Regions from separate parts of the Homo sapiens genome. Here region 1 is linked to region 2. Evidence: chromatin contacts called from ENCODE Hi-C or POLR2A ChIA-PET data. All regions are on one chromosome and are shown on one strand. Each heading gives the region's core, a stretch centred on a gene start or an enhancer-like site at or near the end of the contact. The rest is flanking DNA. Distances are from core to core; before and after follow the strand shown.

Region 1 (4,709 bases), core at 1,395-3,894, 410 kb before region 2:
CTGCCAAGAAAAAAATGGATGTGCAGCCTCATTGTAAAGACATTTTAGACTTCACCTGTGCTCAGAACCCTATGGGAGACCCAACCATGTTTCTGGTTGTTAATAGTCTGAAACAAAATATCATTATTGATCCATTTGTTTAAAATTCCAGTAAAATAATTAGTCATTAAATTAGAATCCTCCTAACTTGATTTTTCTATTTGTAAACACCTTAAGAGGCAGCCTTTACTTTCATTGCTACAAGTGTTATTTACAAATCCATTTTTCTTCAATCAGCTGCTGTGATATAAATGTATGCAACCTGTAAAAACTTAAATTGCTTCCTTACACCTGGATATTCAACCAACCTCTAGATGTCTGTAATTGTATGAAGGAAGGTGTAACCATATCTAAGCATTTTATATTAGAGGGGGCCAGAAGCCACGGTTGGTGGTAATCTGACAGCATCTCAATCTCTGTTGACTGAGGAATTAAGAGTATTTCTGACATTTTAGAGCTCTTTCATCATGCTGAGCACACAGTGTTTCAAAAGTAAAGCCAGGTCAGGTGCGGTGGCTCATGCCTATAATCCCAGCACTTTAGGAGGCCGAGGTGTGTGGATTACTTGAGGTCAGGAGTTCGAGACCAGCCTGGCCAACATGGTGAAGCCCCGTCTCTACTGAGAGTGAGATAGTTAGCCAGGTGTGGTGGCATGAACCTATAGTCCCAGCTACTTGGGAGGCTGAGGCAGGAGAATCGCTTGTGCCCGGGAGGCAGAGGTTGCAGTGAGCTGAGATAGTGCCACTGCACTCCAGCCTAGGTGACTGAGACTCTGTCTCAAAAAAAAAAAAAAAAAAAAAAAAAGTACGGCCGGGTGCAGTGGCTCACGCCTGTAATCCCAGCACTTTGGGAGGCAGAGGCAGGTGGATCATGAGGTCAGGAGATCGAGACCATCCTGGCTAACACAGTGAAACCCCGTCTCTACTAAAAATACAAAAAATTAGCCAGGCGTGGTGGTGGGCACCTGTAGTCCCAGCTACTTGGGAGGCTGAGGCAGGAGAATGGCCTGAACCCGGGAGGTGGAGCTTGCAGTGAGCCGAGATTGTGCCACTGCACTCCAGCCTGGGTGACAGAGCGAGACTCCATCTCAAAAAAAAAAAAAAAAAAAAAGCCAAATATTTTAAAGTAGATGACTTAATAAAATAATCTTTTATTATATCCAATAGGGCTTATGAAAGAATATCTCAGATATATAATTCACAATTTTATATGCAAGATACCTTGCATATAAAATTCACAAATAAGAAGTATATAATATTTTAAAAATAGTATTATACAGTTCATAGGTATTTCTTAAAAGAAAAAACAACAGGTCTTAGAAAATTTCAAAAAATAAATTTCAAGTTTTTTCTCCTTAGAATTTATGGAATGGTATCTGTTTTAATGAATGAAACTAATTTGTTTAGTGTTTGAGGCACACAAGTGATGTATTAGGATCACCATCATCAGAAACTAATTTATTTCAGGGCCCTTCATGATACTCTGTTAGCTATCTCCCTGGAAAGAGCAGGACAAGTGATACAAACATTAAATATACATGGAGTTCTTTCAAGGAAAACAAAATCACATTGAGTTGAAACCTTCCTTCCCTCTTGGTCAATAAAAAGAGGAATCTGTGGTAATGACTGGGTCATTGTTATTACTGATTTTGACTCTCTCAATACAAAAAAACATAAAGCAATAGTGAGAAATAGCTTGATATAACAAGCCTACAATATTAGTTCTCCTGAATTTTAAGAACATTTCAGCCAGGATGCACTATCAGTCTACTCAATTAGAAGGCACATACGTTAAATTTATACCTAAAAAACTACCTTGAAATTTATTGCTATGTTTACACAATAGCTGGTTTTAAAAACCTCATGAACTTGACCATTTTTATGGGCCAATACACTTTCAAAGGGAGGATATAATAGTATAAATAGTACCTCACATGTTTCTTCTTACCATGATAATAAGTTTTTTCATCTCTAAATACCTACAGCAATTAGGTTTTACAAGAATTACTACTTTCCAGGTTTAAGAACATTTTATCAAATTAAACTAGCATGAAAGATCATGCAATTGGTAGGTATCACTTTGCCTTTTATTTTTCAAAAGGGTCTGCTCTCGTTTATGTTGAGTTTATTTTCAGCTTCAAGTCACTTTTGGCAGTTAAATCATAAGTCTTTAAAAATAAGAGATTATAAGGAGAGGAGGGAGTTACCAGTACAAACTGAATCTAATACCTGTGTGAATTACAATTGGTTGGTTCCAACCAAATGAATATTTTTACCGTAGGCCACGGTAATGCAGTTTTAGATGGAAATAAAAGGAATAACCGTTGATCTGTCTCCTATAGCCTCTGGGCATTCCAATATTGAGTTCAGGCCTGGATAAACAGTTGCTACGATATGCCTAGCACCTACCTCTGAGGGACTGGTGTCAAATTAATCTCCATGTCATCAGTACCTTCTCAACAGGTTTTAAACAGTCTTCTCTTTCCCTCTCCCAGATCAACAGTTGTCAGGGTCTGAGTCAAGCTGTGCTTCTGCCCACATAGTGGCACTGTCAGCACTGTCGGCTGCTCAAATGATTTTTTAAGCAGAGCAGCCGGTTGCCTTCAGCAGCAATGCTTTTGGGGGCACTGCGTGCTGTTCACCCAGAGTCTCTGGCTGCTCTACAACTGTGCTAGTTAAGGGATCGACAGAAGGAACAACAAATGGCTACAATTAGCATTCGCCCTGCTCCTGCAAAAGAATTTCATTGCTATGGCAACGGGAGTTGCCCAGACAACATAGGGCTTTGGCTGAGAAGAGTGTACTGCGTTATACCAAGTATGGAACAAAATAGCCATAGATCAGGCTCTCGCTTCATGGCACAAAGATCTCTGCCATCATCTTTAAGTTTAATTAACAAGAACTGATTTCTTAATTCTGGGAGCCAAGGTTCTGGCTGTTAATAGCCTGAAACAAATATCATTATGGATCCATTCCTTTAAAATTCCAGCAAAACAATTAATCATTAAATTAGAATCCTCCTAACTTGATTTTTCTATTTGTAAACACCTTAAGAGGCAGCCTTTACTTTCATTGCTACGAGTGTTATTTACAAATCCATTTTTTCTTCAATCAACTGCTATGACATAAATGTATACAACCTGTAAAAAGTTAAGTTGCTTCATTACACCTGGATATTCAATCAACCTCTGGATGTCTGTAATTGTATGAAAGAAGGTGTAACCATATCTAAGCATTTTATATTAGGAGCTACAATCTTGCAGGTCTTCTAAATAATTTTACATCAAACAGGAGAATATCTATTATACTGTTTTTGAAGTAAACTTTTAAAGCAGGAAACTGAAAACATCTTGAAATTGGTGTGGTAACAGTACTACAAGTAAAATGGAAAAATTAATCAAATGACATAAAAATGGGTTACCTCAGCCACCATTCAATACCTCTGCAGTCAAGCTTCATAAATTGGTCCAGTGCCACTCATAGTCATGTAAAACATTCTATGGATCTGATCCAGTAACACTTCTTAATGAGCCAAGAAGCAGGATATATTCACAGGCAACACAGGACAATGGGGCTAGCAGGTATAACCTGGCAGATGACAGTGGTCTAAAATTTTCAAAACTTGAAACATTTCCAGAGTACAGTCTCTTTCCCAGCCAATATCCTTGTTAGTATAGAACTAAATATTATCATCAGTAATAACAGTTAACATTTTATTGAGTGCATAGTGCTTTGCATGGCTTGTTTAATTTAGTTTTCACAAATACTCTATAAGGTAGGTATAATTTAAATAAGGAAACCGAGGTGCAAAGAGATTCAGTAACTGCCAGCATATAAACAGCAAAGCTGGGATTCAAAACTAAGTAGACCCCTATAGGGTTTTCTTTACTTCAGCTACATTATTAGTATTGTACCACAATAAGCAATAATGTAGTCAATTTTTTTTTTTTTTTTTTGAGACACAGTCTCGCTCTGTCACCTAGGCTGGAGAGCAGTGGTACTATCATGGCTCACTGCAATCTCGACCTCCTAGGCTCAAGCAATCCTCCCATCTCAGCCTTTCCAGTAGCTGGGACTACAGGTGCACACCAGCACACCCAGTTAATTTTTGTATTTTTGTTAGAGATGGGGTTTCGTCATGTTGTGCAGGGCTGGTCTCGAACTCCTGGGCTCAAGCATCCCCATGTCTTGGACTTCCAAAGTGCTGGGATTACAGACGTGAGCCACTGCACCCAGCTAATGTAGTCATTTTAAAGCTTCAGTCTCTTTTAAAACAAGGGTAAGTACAAATTCTATAATGGGAAAGGTCTAAACAAAAAACTCTTAGCATGTAAGAATAATATTTAATTTAATCATTCAAATTTCTTAAATAATTATCTGGGGATGTGGGTAAGTGGGGAATGAAGAGAGAATGAAACACATTAGCTAGTTCTGGTTTTGGTATAAAATGTCTGAATATATACATGTAAAGTGTCTGAACAGAAATTATCTCTCTTAAGAACACATGTAGACATCCATTTTCATTTTATAAAAGATTATTTTTAAAAGTAAACTCTTTATTAGTGGTAAGTAGCTACTAATGAAAATTACAAATATTTTACTCTCTGGCAGAAATGATTCTGCTTTCCAGCTTTTTAAATACTATCTGGATAGCTCAGATCATACTGTATT
Region 2 (4,879 bases), core at 1,322-3,821:
GATCCCTCTCCATCCAAAAAACAAGAGTTACTGGTGTGCAATCAAGAGCAGTGAAAGGTAGGCAAACTGGGAAGAGCTGCTCAGGAAGCAGTCTTGAGACTGGGATACTGAACTTTAGTACAGGAACAGAGTAGAGCTGTGCCTGGAACTTCTGCCCATGTTAAGATTTCCAGTTCAACAGGAAGGTGGTCCAAAATCAGTAGCATGCCCAGGCTCCTTGGCAGACAAACTCAAACTATCTCCAAAGAAAAGCATCTCTGGAATCCTACAGGTGAAGATAAAGCAATGAGCTTACAAAGATAAATACACACAAGAAAGAGAGCAAGCCATCATGAATCTGAGTCAATGTAGACAGCCCAGGTTGCAAACAGCAGAACTGTCAAATAAAGAATAAGAACAATCAAGTAGGAAATGTCTAAAGAAATAAATGAATAAGAAACAAAGGACTATCAAGAATGCCCAGACAGATTTGAAAAATAAGCAAATGGAACTTATTAAAATAAAAAATAATTGCTAAAATCAAATATTCAGAAAAGTAGCAGATTAGACATAGCTGATAACAAAATTAATGAACTGGAAGATATAACTAAAGAAATTACCATATAAGCAAGAACCTAAATTAGTTTCAAAGTACCAAGAGTCCAAATTACTTCTAAATTAACTGGAAGTCATGATTCATACCAGACTCCCACCCAAAAACACAGTGTTTTAGATGTGTTTTTTACCTTTACAGCTTAAGAGTGTTATCTTTTAGATGTCATTTCATCTTTATGAGAATCCATTTAACAAATGGCATGCTGAGATGGTCAATGTGACATACATAAGAATGAAAAACAGCACAGAGACTGGAAACCAAATGATGAAATCCTTCAATGAAACTTAACATAAATACTAATTTAGATCCTGTTTTCATGACCTCCTTGCTGGGAATGAGTCACAGAAAATAACACCTCCTGTATTCTGGACCACAGAAGTTAAAACAAAATAAAATAAGATTATTAACCCAGAGAGTAGACTATAAAAGGAAGAAAAGTCATTGCCTTAGTGGATTCTTCTCACATTAGGCAAAAATCTTTCATTGGGAAGTTAACTCTGTCCTATTCATTCTTCAGATTTGTCAAGATAATGATCAAGTCCATACTTGATCCTTCTGCAAAATGTCACTATTCCTATGACCATTTTGATACTTAATTTGGCATAATTAATCTATGCTGTTCCTCATTTTCAATTAATCTATGCTGTTTCTCATTTTCAGTATTCTGATATATCTCATGTATCAGAATATGGGCTCTCAGTCTTATTCAACTATTATTTTTAACTAAATGTTATAGTTAGCAACTGGTTCACAAACCATTATTCCCTTAATTTGTGAATCATGACTTAAATTTCTCACAATTTTTACTTGCCCACATAAGGCAAATGCTGTACTCTCTCTCTCTCTCTCTCTCTCTCTCACACACACACACACACACACACACACACACACACAGTTTTTCCATATTCCTAAGGAAAATGGTGGAGTGGTCAATGTGAAATTTCAATTCTGTTGGACTCATCCCAAATCTATCAACCCTCTATGTGATTTATTTACACACACAAACCCCAAAATAATCATCACTGCCTATACTTTCACTAGTTGACACCAACGAAAAGACAAGGTGTTAATCATGACACTTTCCTTAAGTGTTAAACACAAGCAAACCAGAATAGCAAGTTTCAAATATTTAGAATTCTTTCCAAGCTAAGCAAAACATTCTTTAGCAGTGACCACACCACCCGCCAAGTTCTAAAACTAGCTGTTTCAACTTGGAAAATTATATCTACCTTAAAAGTTCTTATATGTAATTAAAAGTTCTTATTAAAATAATAAGCAGAAAAAAAACCTGTCACCTAAAAGTTCATTTTGATATATCTTATACCCTCTTACACTAGGGAGGAAGGGAGAACTTCGACTTAAAAAATGCAATGTCCACCTAGATGACGTCAATACATATACACGTTTGAACTGCTTTTCACATCAGCGTTAAGAAATTTGGGGGCAACACAAAGATCTGGGCATTTGTCACAGGATCCAACTACAACTAGACCCGGTCGTTGTCAATCTATGATCTTTGGCACCTCTGGATCTCTAGAATAAAACTTGGTCCCCAAGTTCTTGTGGGCCCACCCTCGGCAGTCAGCCCTACGGCGGGGCGGGAGCGGCCCCACCCTAGCTCCAGGCGATACTCACAAACTTGGGGCGCTTCTCCCCAGGCTCCTCGGGGCCACTGGGCGGCGGAGGGTGTTGGGGGCCCTTCCTGCGCGGCATCTTGCTTTCCCGGCAGCCGCGGAGAGAGGCTGAGGAAGGGTAGGGAGTCCCAGCGGCTGAGCCTTGGGCCGGGTGGTGCAGCCGCGGCTGGTGCCGTTCCATCTTTCCCCGCAGCTCCGGGGACCGGAAAGAAGGTGGCCACTCAGCAAGCCGCAAGCTGGAAGCTGAGGGATCGACAACAGGTTTTACTCCCGGGGTCCGCCACCCAAACAGTCAGCACAGCCTAGCCCAACCGCTGAAGTCGGGGCCGCAGCCAACACATCTGAAAACTCCCGCCACCCGTGTTGGCCCGGGACTGGCCAATCCCGCGCCGCCGGATCAATGACACGCTGAGGCACCGCCCCTTCCGGGCACTGCGAAACATGATTGGCCTTGCGGCCTGTCTATGCAGCCGCTCAACCCTTCCGGCGGTCCAGGCCGCTCACCTTAAGGACGCAGAGTGGCGTCAGATTTGGAGAAGCGCCGGGGACCGTGGAGGAAGTCATCGGCCTGGATTTCTTTGGATTTGCAGATAGGGTTCCAGCAGAACTGGAAGGTGGGCGAGACAGGCCCTGCGCCACCATTTGAGCAGCGCTGGGATATAAAACCATCTGCTAGCCCTCTCCTTGCACGTCTGGGGCTGGAAAAAGTAGTTCTGGGACTGGGTACGGTGCTGGAAGGGGTACTAGGCAGGATGAAACGACGGGGCCCACGACGCTCCAAAAGGAAGCCTTCTGGACATATTTCCTGCCTAAGTGCTCGCTCTGGGGTGGCAGAGGGGTCCACCCAAAATCAGACAGAGCTAGGCTAGGCTGAGCCCTTCAGGAGCTCACAGTCTCCTGTAGTTTCCAAACCCTAACACAATTAACCAAGGAATGTAAATGTCTATAGCAGTTGTTTTAGAAGTTCCTTGAGAACAAAAAGGGAAGTTATTAAATCTGAAGGAGTGGATCTGGAAAGGTAAAAGGAAAGCTGCATAGGTTTTCACTAGGCAGGAAACAGTGGCAGGGCATTCATTTAAAAGGCATTCCATTCCAGGCAGGAGCAAGGCCAAGAAAGCATAGAGGTGAAGAAACTTTAAGGTCACATAACAAAGGGCCTTGAACTGAAACCATGCAAAAGAGTTTGTTGTGTAAACCCAAGGTCAAGCTACAAGGCAAACACCGTTTTCTCAACACATCAATATACCCTCTTTAAAAATGAGCTTTTCCTTGGAACTATTCCTTTAAGATATCTGTCTTCTGATTATATGGAGGTGGTGTAGGCCAAGACTCGGAAACATGCAGTATTGATTTTGGTACAAGAAACAACTCTAGGTACTCTGAGGAGTTTGGCACAGAGGTTCAAAAAATGAGCCTTAGTTCTCAGTAAGTCTTCACACTACAGCTTTTCTTTTTTAATATTTGTTTTACTGTGCCAGACTCTACAGCTCTGTCCTCAAAGAGCACATAATCTTTAGGGAAACTTACAGGAGAACAGCAAGGTCAGGAGAACTACAAGTAGTTCCTTATATCTTGATGACAGACCCAGATACAGATTTTATTCCTGCCATTTACTAGCTATTTGATACCGGAGATGACGTTTAACTTTCTTTGCTGCTTCATCTACAAAAGGGGGGTAATTATACTAATACCTATGAAAGAGGGGCATTTTCAGGCCTAAATAACATAGCATATGTAAAGCCCTTAGAGTTTTGTCAATGCTCCTACAGGAATACTGTAGTTGAAGAAGTTGGGATTATTACTCAGGGAGGGAGAACATGCACTATGGGGAGCCATGAAGTGTCTTAGGTAAATGGTATTAGAAAGCACTTAAAGGATTTGGGCTTTGATTAGGTGATTTGGGAAAGACTCCGTGGAAAGAGGTGGGAAGGGTTGCTCAAGATTAAGTGCCTTCAGGAAGTGGAGACAGTTCAGTGATTATCTTATCTAGGAGGATGGCAGGCTAAAAGACAAGCCTAAAGCTGTAACTGACAAGCATTAGTCATCCATATCATGGAGAGAGGGGAATGTTTGATTTTGAAAGACAAAACAAATTAAAGATCTAATTGGCTTTTATTTGCAATTCCAGAATAGGCAAAACTTCATTCTCTAAAATAGAATCTGTTCCAATGAGCTAAGCAGAGGAGGTTGGCTTTATAGGCAGAAAAAAGCTAGAGAACAGAAATAAGGAATGAGAAGCAGATGAGTTGTTTCAAAGTTACTTTCCTTATAGGGTTAAAACAGGGGAACTTTCTTAGCATACCAGCTCAGATAAACTTGGCCCCTTCTGATTGGGTGCTATGAATTTCCTGCTTTTTGGAAAACTGGCTGGTTTCAGAGTTGCTTTTGATTATGTGGCAATACGCATGAGGGACCATTCTGCTTTGGTCTGGTCTGCCGGAGCCTAGTGCAGCAGATTAGTCCAAAACTAAGGTTAGTCTATAATCATTTCCCATGAATTTATTTAACATTGATATTTTCTGATTTGCATACTGACCTTGTTATTGTCTGTGCTTAGACAAAACATGGAAGTGATCTTGTTTTGTCTCACTTCATCATGGTCACAGAGTGACCCTGTCTGATATTGCTGTTCTGTGAGATGCTGTTCATC

What was found. A loop is a pair of places that touch in the nucleus more often than their neighbours do. ChIA-PET counts read pairs that join two places held with the same protein, here RNA polymerase II (POLR2A). Pooled maps may share reads with other maps.
Region 1: a loop to region 2 is called in a pooled map, with 5 times the contacts of the local background. The contact joins the enhancer-like site here to the promoter of DIAPH3 in region 2. A Hi-C loop is called at or near these places in 2 of 37 single-sample maps with no recorded cell type and 6 of 50 pooled maps. POLR2A ChIA-PET finds 5 or more read pairs at or near these places in 2 of 52 experiments (OCI-LY7 and WTC11).

What each region holds. Positions count from the first base shown.
Region 1 is chr13:59,748,392-59,753,100 of GRCh38, forward strand. The region is part of intron 27 of DIAPH3 (diaphanous related formin 3); the gene reads right to left. Among named protein-coding and RNA genes, the nearest start is that of DIAPH3-AS1, 260 kb to the right of the region's middle. RefSeq lists a silencer at 2,624-2,918. Within about 2 kb of position 2,645, at least 3 of the 41 ENCODE cell types and tissues checked have a DNase peak (open chromatin) inside an H3K27ac peak, as active enhancers do.
Region 2 is chr13:60,161,357-60,166,235 of GRCh38, forward strand. It overlaps DIAPH3 (diaphanous related formin 3), which reads right to left and starts at 2,572. Exons shown (of 28, transcript NM_001042517.2): 1 at 2,231-2,572. The coding sequence starts at 2,410. LOC105370227 (a long non-coding RNA gene) reads left to right here and starts at 2,701. Exons shown (of 2, transcript XR_942001.2): 1 at 2,701-2,843. RefSeq lists enhancers at 2,961-3,010, 4,099-4,393.